4 separate regions of the Homo sapiens genome follow, and all the other regions are linked to region 2. The links are chromatin contacts, found by Hi-C or POLR2A ChIA-PET in ENCODE. All regions are on one chromosome and are shown on one strand. The core of a region is the stretch at or near the end of the contact, and the rest is flanking DNA. Distances in the headings are between cores, read along the strand shown.

Region 1 (2,700 bases), core at 188-2,687, 2.2 Mb after region 2:
CCTACTGTTACCTTAGTGTCATACCTTCTGGGAAGACTTTCCTGATTTCCTAAAACCAACTTAGATATATTTTCCATGTTCAAGCACAAAACCCTCTTCCTTCTCCTTAGCAGTTAAACTACATTTTAATAGTTTGTTGGTTATCTGATTTTTCCACTAGACTGTAAGCTCCACAAAGGTAGAGACTGTGTACTCTAACTCCCTGCATTAACACTATGCCTGGCACATTTGATGTGCTCAGTAAAAATTTTTTGCATTAATATATGAATGAAAAGTCCAACAGAAGAAATGTGCAAACTATTTTTTCAATATCTCATCTTTTTTTAAGGCTCAAGGTTTTACTTAGACTGTATGGAAAAGTAAAATAAAATTGATCACTTTAAACAAATTATATAAATTCCATTCTCAGCTTTGTCTTCAGAACCTCCCAAGCTTGCTCCAGAAACTTGTCTTACTTCAGAAATTTCCACTGTGTTTCTAAAACACAAAACATCTTTCTTTTAAGACATCTGGAGTTAGTGCTGTTTTTAATCAATTCAGTATACTTTTGAGCACCTACTAGCATAAAGCAGCTATTGTAAAAGGTATGGATAACAAAGAGATGATTAAGACCCGTCGTTTGCCCGCTAGGAAACTCAAGTTATTGAAAGACAAAGAAAAAAATAAGTTACAATGTATTGCAGGAATGTGGTACGGCGTATTGGAGAAGGTGGGAACTGGGGATAATCCTGAAAGAATGTGATGTACTGAAATTTAACAGGTGCTTTTATGTGGCAATATTACCTCACCCACTTTCAAAAGATGTCAGCAAGCTAGGTCAAGGATCAGGTGCCACGTTATAGACTTGAAGAACTTGGCTGATTTTTTCCCAGGATTTATCCATCAGCAGTCCTATTAGCAGCAGAAAATTAGAAATCCTGAATTTTAACAAAGTCCCTAAAGAGTCAAAGAACACTGGGTGATCACAATCAACCAAAGCTACCACTTCTCCAGAGCGTTTTTCTAAAGAGAAACAGCTAACACAAAAAACTTAACTCCTCCTTCAGGAAAGATTTCCTCTTCGCCGGTAGTCTCTCCTACACCAAAAGATAAAAGCGCACTTCAGAGAGGTCGGGAGTGCCCGGGAAGTCACAAAGGTCTCCCGGTCCTAGGAAGGAATCCGATGCTGAGGGCAAAGCGCGCTGACAGAGACTTGGGGTCGCGGGTCGTGAGTAAGCAGCTCACCTGTTCGTCCTCCTGCATCGAGGCGGCCAGCGGGAGCCCGTCCGCCACTCGGGCGATCATTGTTAGCAACACCATCTTCACAAACTACAGGGATCCAACACTGGCCCGGAAGGCCCTTGGCGCCGTCCTCACTTCCTCCGCCGCGACAACAGTTATACCCTATGTCTCAGTTACCGGAGATCCAGCTGCTTGCGTCTCCGCTTCCCGCTGAGGTGGCCGGAAACAGCGCAAGAGCTTTCCACTACCGGTCCCCAGAATTGGCTTCCCTCAGAGAACCACAACTATCAGAACACTGGTTCCGCGATCTGCCTTCCACCTTCTTAACTTCCAAGGTCTGGCTGGGTTTTCTGAATTTGAGGCTTCGAATAAGCCTCGCCCTTTGAGCGGCCATTGCACCCAAGCTGAATCAGAATTTTCTAGTTCCTGAAACTAAGTCTTGGGAGAGAGCTGGGAAGGAGGGTGGGAGTTAATGGGTAATCCCCATTAACCACTAACCGTTAACCATGAAGGGTATGTAAAAAAAGGAAAACCCTGAAAATTAGGCTATTTTCATATTTATTTTTTTCTGTTTTCTATGTCATATATTCTATAAAATGTTCTATATTTATATATTTCTAGACAAAGATTTTTGTCTATTTTTGCTTGTTTGTTTATGCGGTATCCCCACCAGGCTCCTTAAACAGTTTATGGTAAGAAGTCAATAAATATGTGTTGTATGTGTGAATAAATGAACAAGTACAGGACATCTTGTACCACCTAGGTCAGTCACCTACAAAAAGCTAGGATCAGGCCGGGCGCGGTGGCTCACGCCTGTAATCCAAGCACTATGGGAGGCCGAGGCGGGCGGATCACGAGGTCAGGAGATCGAGACCATCCTGGCTAACATGGTGAAACCCCGTCTCTACTAAAAAAACACAAAAAAATTAGCCGGGCGCGGTGGCGGACGCCTGTGGTCCCAGCTACTCACTCGGGAGGCTGAGGCAGAATGGCGTGAACCCGGGAGGCGGAGCTTGCAGTGAACCGAGGTTGCGTCACTGTACTCCAGCTTGGGCAACAGAGCGACACTCTGTCTCAAAAAAAAAAAATAAATAAATAAATAAATAAAATAAAAACTAGGATCTCTGATATATCTAGGTGTTCCCATCTCTTTGTTTTTTGGTGTCCCCATCTCTAAAGTGGGGATATGATCGGCCTTTCAGGGTTTTAATGAATATTAGATGAGAAAATCTAGGTGCAAGGCTTTCAAAAGCTAAAAAAAGAATTATACAAATGCTTTTATTTATCATTGCTTAATAATGACTACTCTTTACTAAGTGCTTACAGTTAGTTCTCGCATTAATAGAAACACTGTTAAGTATGTTCTAGATATTAGTTAAGCAACCCAGTAAGCTTGTTTAGTATTATATCTCCACTTTGTAGTTGAGAGGAAAGCCTCAGAGAGCTAGCAGTGATGGGAACAGGATTTGAGCTCAGGTT
Region 2 (2,910 bases), core at 402-2,901:
AAGATGCATTACCTTACCACTCACAGTTGCTCTGATACCAACTCTTATTAAAATCATTTTTTTCCATCTGTGGTTGTCCCATCCCATAATATTTAATAATATTAAGATAGTTTTTTAAGAAAAGGTAAAATCATGACTCATTCAAATATAAAACCAAACCCGTGTTCAAGATTTTATTTAACTCAAAATGGAACCAGGCAGAGAAGATAAAGAAAATCCCAGAATTAGACACCTTAGAGCAGGAATATTGAAATAAATGTGCAAAAGGAGGCAAAACTTCCACTGAATCTCTGAGAGAATTCGCATGTCTTGACAATAATTATTTAGCATTGATGTCACTTACCTAGTTTACGTAACTGAAAAATAGCTTTTTTAGAATTAGTTATTCCAAGGGGTGTTAAGATAGAATCTAAACTATGTAGTTTTCCATTGAAGCACACACTTCTCCCCATAATAATATAATGCACAGCACCTGTCAGGGATATTAACCATACATACCCACTCAAATGCTCCCTTTCCCACCAAGCTTATTAAAATAATAGTTTGTGGCCACAATTTCTTCCCTTCTCATTTATCCAATACACAGCAATCTTGTTTCAAAACTCCTATGCTGCTACAGCTGTCCACAGTCTCATCATACGCATTCTTTGCTATTGCAATTTTCTTGAATATGGAAGATTAGCTGAACATGCATTAAGCTCAGGAAACTCTAAAGAAAATCAGATAATGTAGACAAAAGTCTAATTTCTAGGCTGGCTGCAGATACCTTGTTCAAGAAGCGCCGGCAGGATCTTCTTTTGTACAGCTATGTTAGCTTTAATTTTGCACAGCTCTAGACATCAGAACTCATTTCTAAACACTTCTATGCAGCTCAAGAATAAAAGTAGCAGAAATGCAAGAGAGAAAAGCTAATTCCCACTTGGTGAAAGAGCACTTAAGTCTCAGTGAGCAAACAAGGAGGAGTCAGCCTTGGTCACTTCCCCCTCAAGCGGCCAGAGAGCGGAAACACAAAGCCAGGCCAGTGTCACTCCAGGGATTGCGGGAACCTAGACAACGCACCATCCTGGGCTCAGCGTCTACCCACCCCTCACCCGAGGTGCTCTCGGTTCCGTAGAATGTCCAGTCCACAGGAACGGCAACACGGACTTGTCTTTGGGACTACAACCAGCAAGAGCTCCCGCCTGCCCCATTTCACCTGCACCCTAGGGCGCCCGCCTCCTTGGCTACAGCACCACTGTTCCTAGTGCCCGCCGACTGCCCACCCTTTCACTTCTCGTAGAGACGGCGTCCCCGACAACGCCTCGGGAAAGAACCTAACCAACATGCGAGGAAGTGGCGCCAGGCTCGTTCTTCAAGAGAAGTGACAGAACTAACCCTCAGCCTGCAATCCTGACCAGGGCCGAGTCCCGAGCGCCTCGGACCGCGCCCCCGGCCCTCTCCGCCCCGCCTTCCCTCCCGGCCTCAGTCCCTCCTCTCACAGCACTCTGGTGGTCCCATCCGGGCGGCGGGCGGCACGGATCAGGCTCCTGGTAGAAGGCGGCCGAGCGACATCTCCGGCGACCCTCAGCAGGAGCGCGCCGAGTACGGCGAGTCAAAGTCCCAGGAGACTGGAGTGACCAGCTGCAAATGCTCTGGGCTGCGAAACACCGGCTTCCGCTCCTGGCCAGAGCTCACCAATCAGCGCCCGGCTTTCTCCGTCATTTCCTCCTAGAAGGCAAAGGGAACCTCTGGCGGAAGAGGCTTCCGGAACGGACCCGGAAGGGGCAGGTCTTGTGGGCGGGTCCAATCGGCTGGGAGCCTCGTGGAGGCTGAGGTGAGTCCTGGAGGTGCGTGGTTGGGGCGGAGAGCATTATCTGCGGCTCCGATTTTGCAGATTCTGGCTGAGGCGTTCGTGATGTCAGCAGCAGCCGAGACGGGCGTGTTAAAGGCCGGTTGCTAGGGCTGGGGGAACTCAGGTAACTACGGGCGTCCCCACAGCAGTACTTGGAAGCCCCTCAGCTACTCGGCGCGGTTGCGGGTGCTGAGCAGAGCTGCCTGACCGTGCGTGTGCACGGGCTGGCCTGAGGATGATATGACCGTGTGTTCGGTGTGTGGAACCCTCCGTCACCCTCCCCTGACCGAAGACTCGTTTAGGAATGTGTGGCAGGTCTGTTGCCACGGTCCAGGCCTTCAGTGCATCTTGGAAACATCGTTTTGGGGGCTGTAGGTTAGGAAGCGGAGATCATGGGGTCTCGGAAGAAGGTTTGGTCGTGAACTGTCAGAAAGGAGGCGAAAGCTGTGCACGTGGAACAAAGTGAACAGTGCAAGTTGTATGGGAGGTAGTTTAAATATCGAGGCGATGAAAAAAGGCTGCTAGAATTGGGCTTACTCGAAAGGAAGTGGGCCTCAGAAGATAATATTAGTTAAAAGAAGTAGAGGAGAACATGGATGTTATTCTAAGTAAAACGAATAATATGAAGAATACAAGGTCGCGGGACGAGGAAGGAAACTAGCCAGCCTGACAGGAAGGTTTATTCGAGAAATACGGGGGTTAGATAGGATGAGTTTTTGGAAACTGGCAAACGATTTAGCCTTTTCAAGGCTTTAGGATAGGGAAAGCTCATTTGAAAAGATTAGTCGGTAGTATTATGACGTTTAAATGAAAAGAGTGAAAAACATGGAGGCGGAGGTGCTAGGTGGAAAATCAGTGCAGTAATCCAGTGATAAAGAGCTGGAACTGAAAGTGCTGGAGAGAAAGGGATCCTGTTTCAGAGTAACAGTCAGGTGGAATTGACTAAAGAGAAAGAGGCAAAGAGAAGCAGTTTAGCATAGTGGTTAAAAGCAGAAATTTTGGAGTTAGACTGGCTGGATTGGGATCTGGCTTTGGCAATTAGCTGCTAAATGACTTTGAGTTAGCAATTTGCCATCTCT
Region 3 (2,700 bases), core at 201-2,700, 2.8 Mb before region 2:
GGTGCTGGGAGAACTGGCTAGCCATATGCAGAAGATTAAAACTGGACCCCTTCCTTACAACATACACAAAAATCAACTCAAGATGGATTAAATACTTAAATGTAAAACCCCAAAGTATAGAAACCCTGGAAGACAACCTAGGCAATACCATTCTGAACAATTGCTCTTTCAAGAGGCTTAGTTGTGAGTGGTGCAGCAAGATGAGTGGAAGCAAGCTTCTTTTCTTTTTCCTTTTCTTCCTTCCTTTCTTAATGGGGAAGATTTAAATGTGTTCATAGTCCTGGGGGAAGGTGCCTGGGGAGAGAGAGGTTGAAGGAGAAGAAAAGCGAGAGCAGTGTTTCTGCAGAAATAGAATGGGACTGAGAACCAGACACTGATGGGGGCTTGCATTTGGAAACAAGGAAAATAAGCAAGGGTGGAGTTGTAGTACCATTTTGTATTATATGTCTCATAACCCTAGTATCTGAACTCTCTGTGATCAGACTTTGCTGCCTGTGGACTTTTCTACGTATTGATTTTAGTGTCTTGTTCCTTGTGTATTATGTGATTTTTTTAAAGCTGTAAACTGCTTACTTTCCTTGGAAATTTGTGGGAATTCTTTGAGTCCTTAGTTGAGATTTTATTCCTCCAGAGAGGATTTTCTTTGCCTTCTGCAAATCATCTCAAGGCAGTACCATAGTGTTAATTCAGACAACAAATCCATTTGAAGGCTGGCTTGTGGTGACAAGGTCTCAGGGGAGATTTTCCCCACTCCAACACCAAGTCCAAAACGTATACATTTCTTTGTCGTCTTTTGCATGATGGGTTTATTTCTTGTCTACTCTTCCCTTGAGGGTGTATCCTTTGGGAGGAGGTACCAGGTTTGGGTGAGGTCTCCTAATACACTGTCTATATTAATGGCATTTTAGGCTTTACTTCACAAACCCCAAGCGGTTGCAGCTGTCGAAACCGAAACCCAGGGCAAAAGGTGGCTTTGGTGCCTGCTTACTTCGAGTTCTTGCTTTCACTTCATTTTGGCCTTTGTAGATTCTCTTCCTTTTGTGCTAGCTCAACGATGTGGTTTTATTTTTACATTCTTACATATTTTATCCAGGGTCTTAGTTTCAGTCGAGAAGGTAGTTCAGGATATCAAATCTGCCCTACTGCTAGAAAAGGAAGCCCGGTGTGCCTGCTATCGTAACTTTGGTTTTGATAAGCAAACACGAGCAGTTTTTGACTGCTGGGTTTACAGCATAGGAACCCTGTTGCTATGCAGCTGTTGTTGGAAAATAGTCTGTGGGCTCAGAGTTTCTAAACCAACCGTCTATTGGATGCCCAGAGAAGGAAGGAAAGCGAGGGCCCTGGCTTGCTGATTACAAACCATCTCCATGGTCACAGGTTGCTGGGTGCTCCTTTTACGATGTTTTCCCAGCAGCATGCAGGCAGCAGTAGCTTCCTTTGATCATTTTTCAGTTTCTGTTATTTGCTAGTGAGAGAAAGTTTATACCTGCTTGTGGGGACATGAGTGAAGAAAGAGAGGGGACTTTGAAACAAGAGAAGAGAGCAAACTCAAAAGGTAACTGTTTGTTTTCATAGGACCCTATGGGAACAACTAGCCCATTTTTGTTTTCACTCGTGCAGCCAGTTGGGGGAAGGAGAGGAACATAACTCATCCAGGTCTGAGGTCTAAGTCTGAATATTTATTGTGCCTCACAGATGATCCCCATTTGAATCATCCAAATTAGGAAAGAGTTTAAAAAATTACTGAGTAATAGTCTGGCAGAATTTTAATGTGACTTCTCTTGTTGACTTTAAGGTTTAACAGAGGCCCCAAAGGCTGAGAGCAAAATTGTAGGTACTTAAGTACCTTTACATTCTAAAGCAAGGTGCAAGATTGTCTATATTAGTCAGACATTATATATTCATATAAGAGATTTATTATAAGGAGTTGGCTCATGTGATTATGGAGGCTGACAGTCCTGAGGTCTGCAGTCAGCAAGCTGGAGACCCAGGAGAGCTAATAGTGGGGTTCTAGTCTGAATGCTGTCAGACTCCAGACCCAAGGAGAGCTGATGTTTCAGTTCAAGTCCAAAAACAGGAAAAGATCTATGTCCCAGGTCAAGCACTCAGGAAGGAGTTCCTTTTTACTTGCAAAAGGGTCAACCCTTTTGTCCTATTCAGGCCTTCAGCTGAGCAGATGAGAGCTGCCCTTTAAGAATGGTAATCTATTTTACTTGGTCTACCAATTTACACCCTCACAGGCATACCCAGAATAATGTTTGACCAAATATTTGGGGCCCCCCTGGCCTAGTCAAGTTGACATGTAAAATTAACCATCACAGAGAACAAAAGAAATGTAAAACAGGTAGACTAAATTGAAAACATACAATGAGATGGTAAATTTATACCTAAATATATCAGTAACTTCTGTTGAAAATAATCAAGAAAAAGAGAGATTGCACAAATAACCAATGTCAGGAAAAAAAAAAGATTAATAACTCCAGATCTGCAGAGATTTAGATAATAATAGGATAATATAAACAACTGCAAATAAATTTGAAAGGTAGGTAAAATGGACTGATTCCTTTGAAAAGTAACATCAGAATGCACTCAATGAAAATTAGAAGTTTGAATAGCCTTGTAAGCATTAAAAAATTGTATATGATCTTTTCACAAAAACAAAAAAGTCCAGCCCAGATTGTCCTTCAGTGGTGTGTTCTG
Region 4 (2,700 bases), core at 49-2,548, 2.9 Mb before region 2:
TATTTTTTTTTAAAGAACAATCATAGTCACCCCTTACAATTACTAAGTACTTTTACTCCCAAAACATCTTTACACCAATGACGTCATTTCTTTTCACACTTCCCATATAAGGCAGGAACAAAGATAATATTTTTTTTCTTTTTTCTTTTTTCAAGACAAGGTTTTGCTCTGTCGCCCAGGTTGGAGTGCAGTGGTACAGTCATGGCTCACTGCAGCCTCCCAACTCCTGGTCTTAAGTGATCCTCCTGCCTCAGCCTCCTGAGTAGCTGGGACCACAGGTGTGTGCCATCACACCCGGTAGAGACTAGGTCTCCCTGTGTTGCCCAAGCTAGTCTTAAACTCCTGGGCTCCAGAGATCCTCCTGCCTCAGCCTCCCAAAGTGCTGGGATTACAGGCGTGAGTCATGGCACCCGGCCCTAGTTAGTATTATTCATATATAAGAGATGGAGAAACCAAGACTGAGGGAGGAAAAGTGCATGCCAAGGGCTCAGAGAGTCCACGGAGGAGCTGGAGCCAGGGGCCAGAGGCACTGACTCCCTTCAGATGCAGGCCGCTCCCTCACCCCCACCCCACCATTTACCCCCTCGCCCCACTTACTGATCCAAGCACACATTGCGACTCCCGCATGGCTCCGCAGCACCCGAAGAACCCCACGGCCATCATCAGGGCCCCGGCTCCAACCAGAACATACAGCCCTGTGGGGAAGAGGTCAGAGGAGACCACTGAGAGCCAACCGAGTGCCTCCACGACCAACTAGGCTTAAGACTCTGGGCACTGCAGAGCATTCTAATAGTACCAAAAGGAGGTGCTATTCTTACTGCCATGTTTGACACGGAGGAACTGGGCCCCAAAAGGTAAAGCGATTTGCTTAAGGTCATAGAGCTGGTGTTTGGCAGAGCCGGGAGAAAAATAGCCATGAGCCTCAAAAGCCTGCCCAACACTCCGACTCTGTCTTGCATCTCTAGTGATGGAGGCAGCCATCATTCAGGTGGGGATTTCACTTACTGCTTAGGCAAGCCCCACGTACAGTTCTTACAGAGAAAGAAAAGGACAGAAATGCTCTGGTTCTGAGAGAACTAAAGCCAAGCCTTTTTGTATTTCCTTCTCTGATCCTGAGATAAGTTAGAATACAATATGGGACTTGGCACTTGTCTTACTTGGAATCATGTTAATGGTCTCTATTTCATTTTTTGCATTTTACTCATATGAGTCACCTGGAAACCACTCCCATTAATAGGGAGGGTGGGGGCTGGTGCCCCGCCTCTGTGGGGAACCCCTGGGCCTGGCATTCAGGGTGCTTCCTGGGGCGCCTCTGGGTTGCTGATGGTGGTTTGCGGGCAGATCTGGCAGTTTACAGACCTAGTAGGAGCCACAGGCGAGGCTGCTCTGCTTCCTGCCCCACCCGGACCTGGCCTCAGCGTTCTTTTCAGGGCCCTGAGGCCTTGCTGCTCTGCAGTCCTGAGGTGGGTATTTATTTCCTGCTGTTCTAGCTCTACCACCTCCTCCCTTTCCCTTTTCTCTAAAAGAATAATTTCATGAGGGAATGGATGTGGTAATGTGAGAAATGATATCATATTAAAAATAATAGTGTTGTTGGCCCCACTACCTCAACACTTTATTGTTTTAAAAATGTCTTTCACCAAAGGTCTAATATCCAGAATCTGTAAGGAACTTAAACAAATCAACAAGCAAAAGGCAAATAACTCCATTAAAAAGTGGGCAAAAGACATAAACAGACAATTCTCCAAAGAAGACATGCAAGCGAGCAACAAACATGAAATAATGCTCGTCATCTCTAATCATCAGAGAAATGCAAATCAAAACCACAATGAGATACCATCTCATACCAGTCAGAATGGCTTTTGTTAAAAAGTCAAAAATAACAGATGTTGGCAAGGCTGGGAGTAAAGGGGACACTTTATACAATGTTGCGAATGTAAATCAGTACAGCCACTGCAGAAGGCAGTTTGGAGATGACTCAAACAACTGAGTTGAACTACCACTCGACCCGGCAATCCCATTGCTGGGTAAATACCTAAAGGAAAATAAGTCATTCTGTCAAAAGGGTACATGTTCACTGCAGCACTATTCACAACGGCAAAGGTATGGAATCAACCCAGGTGCCCATCAATGGTAGATAGGATAAAGAAAATGTGGTACATATACACCATGGAATACTATGCAGCCATAAAAAAGAACAAAATCATGCCCTTTGCAGCAACATGAATGCAGCTGGAGGCCATTATCCTAAGCAAACTATCACAGGAACAGAACATCAAATACCGCATGTTCTCACTTATAAGTAGGAGCTAAATATTGGGTACACATGGACATAAAGATGGGAATGATAGATACTGGGGACTACTAGAGGGGCACAGGTGTTGAAAAACTAACTATTGGATACTATATTCATTACCTCAGTGACAGGTTCAGTCATACCCCCAATCTCGGCATCACTCAATGTACCTTTGTAACAAACCTGCCCATGTACCCCCTGATTCTAAAATGAAAGTTGAAAAAGAAAAAAAAAAGTCATTCACTGTGTTGCAATGTTTTCAAAGCTCTCACTTCCATCATCTTATTGGCTTCTCAAAACAACGTGGTTAGGTAAGCAAGGACTATTATTTCTGTTTTACAAATGGAGGTCTGAGAGTCAAGATGGCTGTAGGCAGGATGCCCTGGCCTGCAGCCCCAATTCCC

Evidence for each region. Hi-C counts contacts between places; a loop is a spot of excess contacts on that map. ChIA-PET counts read pairs that join two places held with the same protein, here RNA polymerase II (POLR2A). Pooled maps may share reads with other maps.
Region 1: a pooled map shows a loop between it and region 2 (20-fold over the local background). The contact joins the promoter of SEC22B here to the promoter of GDAP2 in region 2. A Hi-C loop is called at or near these places in 1 of 37 single-sample maps with no recorded cell type and 7 of 50 pooled maps. POLR2A ChIA-PET finds 5 or more read pairs at or near these places in 1 of 52 experiments (MCF 10A).
Region 3: a loop to region 2 is called in a pooled map, with 8 times the contacts of the local background. The contact joins the promoter of LINC01765 here to the promoter of GDAP2 in region 2. A Hi-C loop is called at or near these places in 5 of 50 pooled maps.
Region 4: a pooled map shows a loop between it and region 2 (11-fold over the local background). The contact joins the enhancer-like site here to the promoter of GDAP2 in region 2. A Hi-C loop is called at or near these places in 4 of 50 pooled maps.

Annotation. Positions count from the first base shown.
Region 1 is chr1:120,175,083-120,177,782 of GRCh38, forward strand. It overlaps SEC22B (SEC22 homolog B, vesicle trafficking protein), which reads right to left and starts at 1,438. Exons shown (of 5, transcript NM_004892.6): 1 at 1,225-1,438. The coding sequence starts at 1,299. RefSeq lists enhancers at 560-1,125, 1,060-1,429, 1,126-1,691, 1,470-1,599.
Region 2 is chr1:117,927,970-117,930,879 of GRCh38, forward strand. GDAP2 (ganglioside induced differentiation associated protein 2) reads right to left here and starts at 1,652. Exons shown (of 14, transcript NM_017686.4): 1 at 1,479-1,652. WDR3 (WD repeat domain 3) reads left to right here and starts at 1,770. Exons shown (of 27, transcript NM_006784.3): 1 at 1,770-1,813. RefSeq lists enhancers at 1,577-1,871, 1,753-1,922.
Region 3 is chr1:115,098,197-115,100,896 of GRCh38, forward strand. LINC01765 (long intergenic non-protein coding RNA 1765) reads left to right here and starts at 1,451. Exons shown (of 2, transcript XR_947722.3): 1 at 1,451-1,555. RefSeq lists an enhancer at 1,502-1,561.
Region 4 is chr1:115,061,538-115,064,237 of GRCh38, forward strand. It overlaps TSPAN2 (tetraspanin 2), which reads right to left. Exons shown (of 8, transcript NM_005725.6): 3 at 598-695. Among named protein-coding and RNA genes, the nearest start is that of TSPAN2, 27 kb to the right of the region's middle. RefSeq lists an enhancer at 795-1,318. Within about 2 kb of position 1,299, at least 24 of the 41 ENCODE cell types and tissues checked have a DNase peak (open chromatin) inside an H3K27ac peak, as active enhancers do.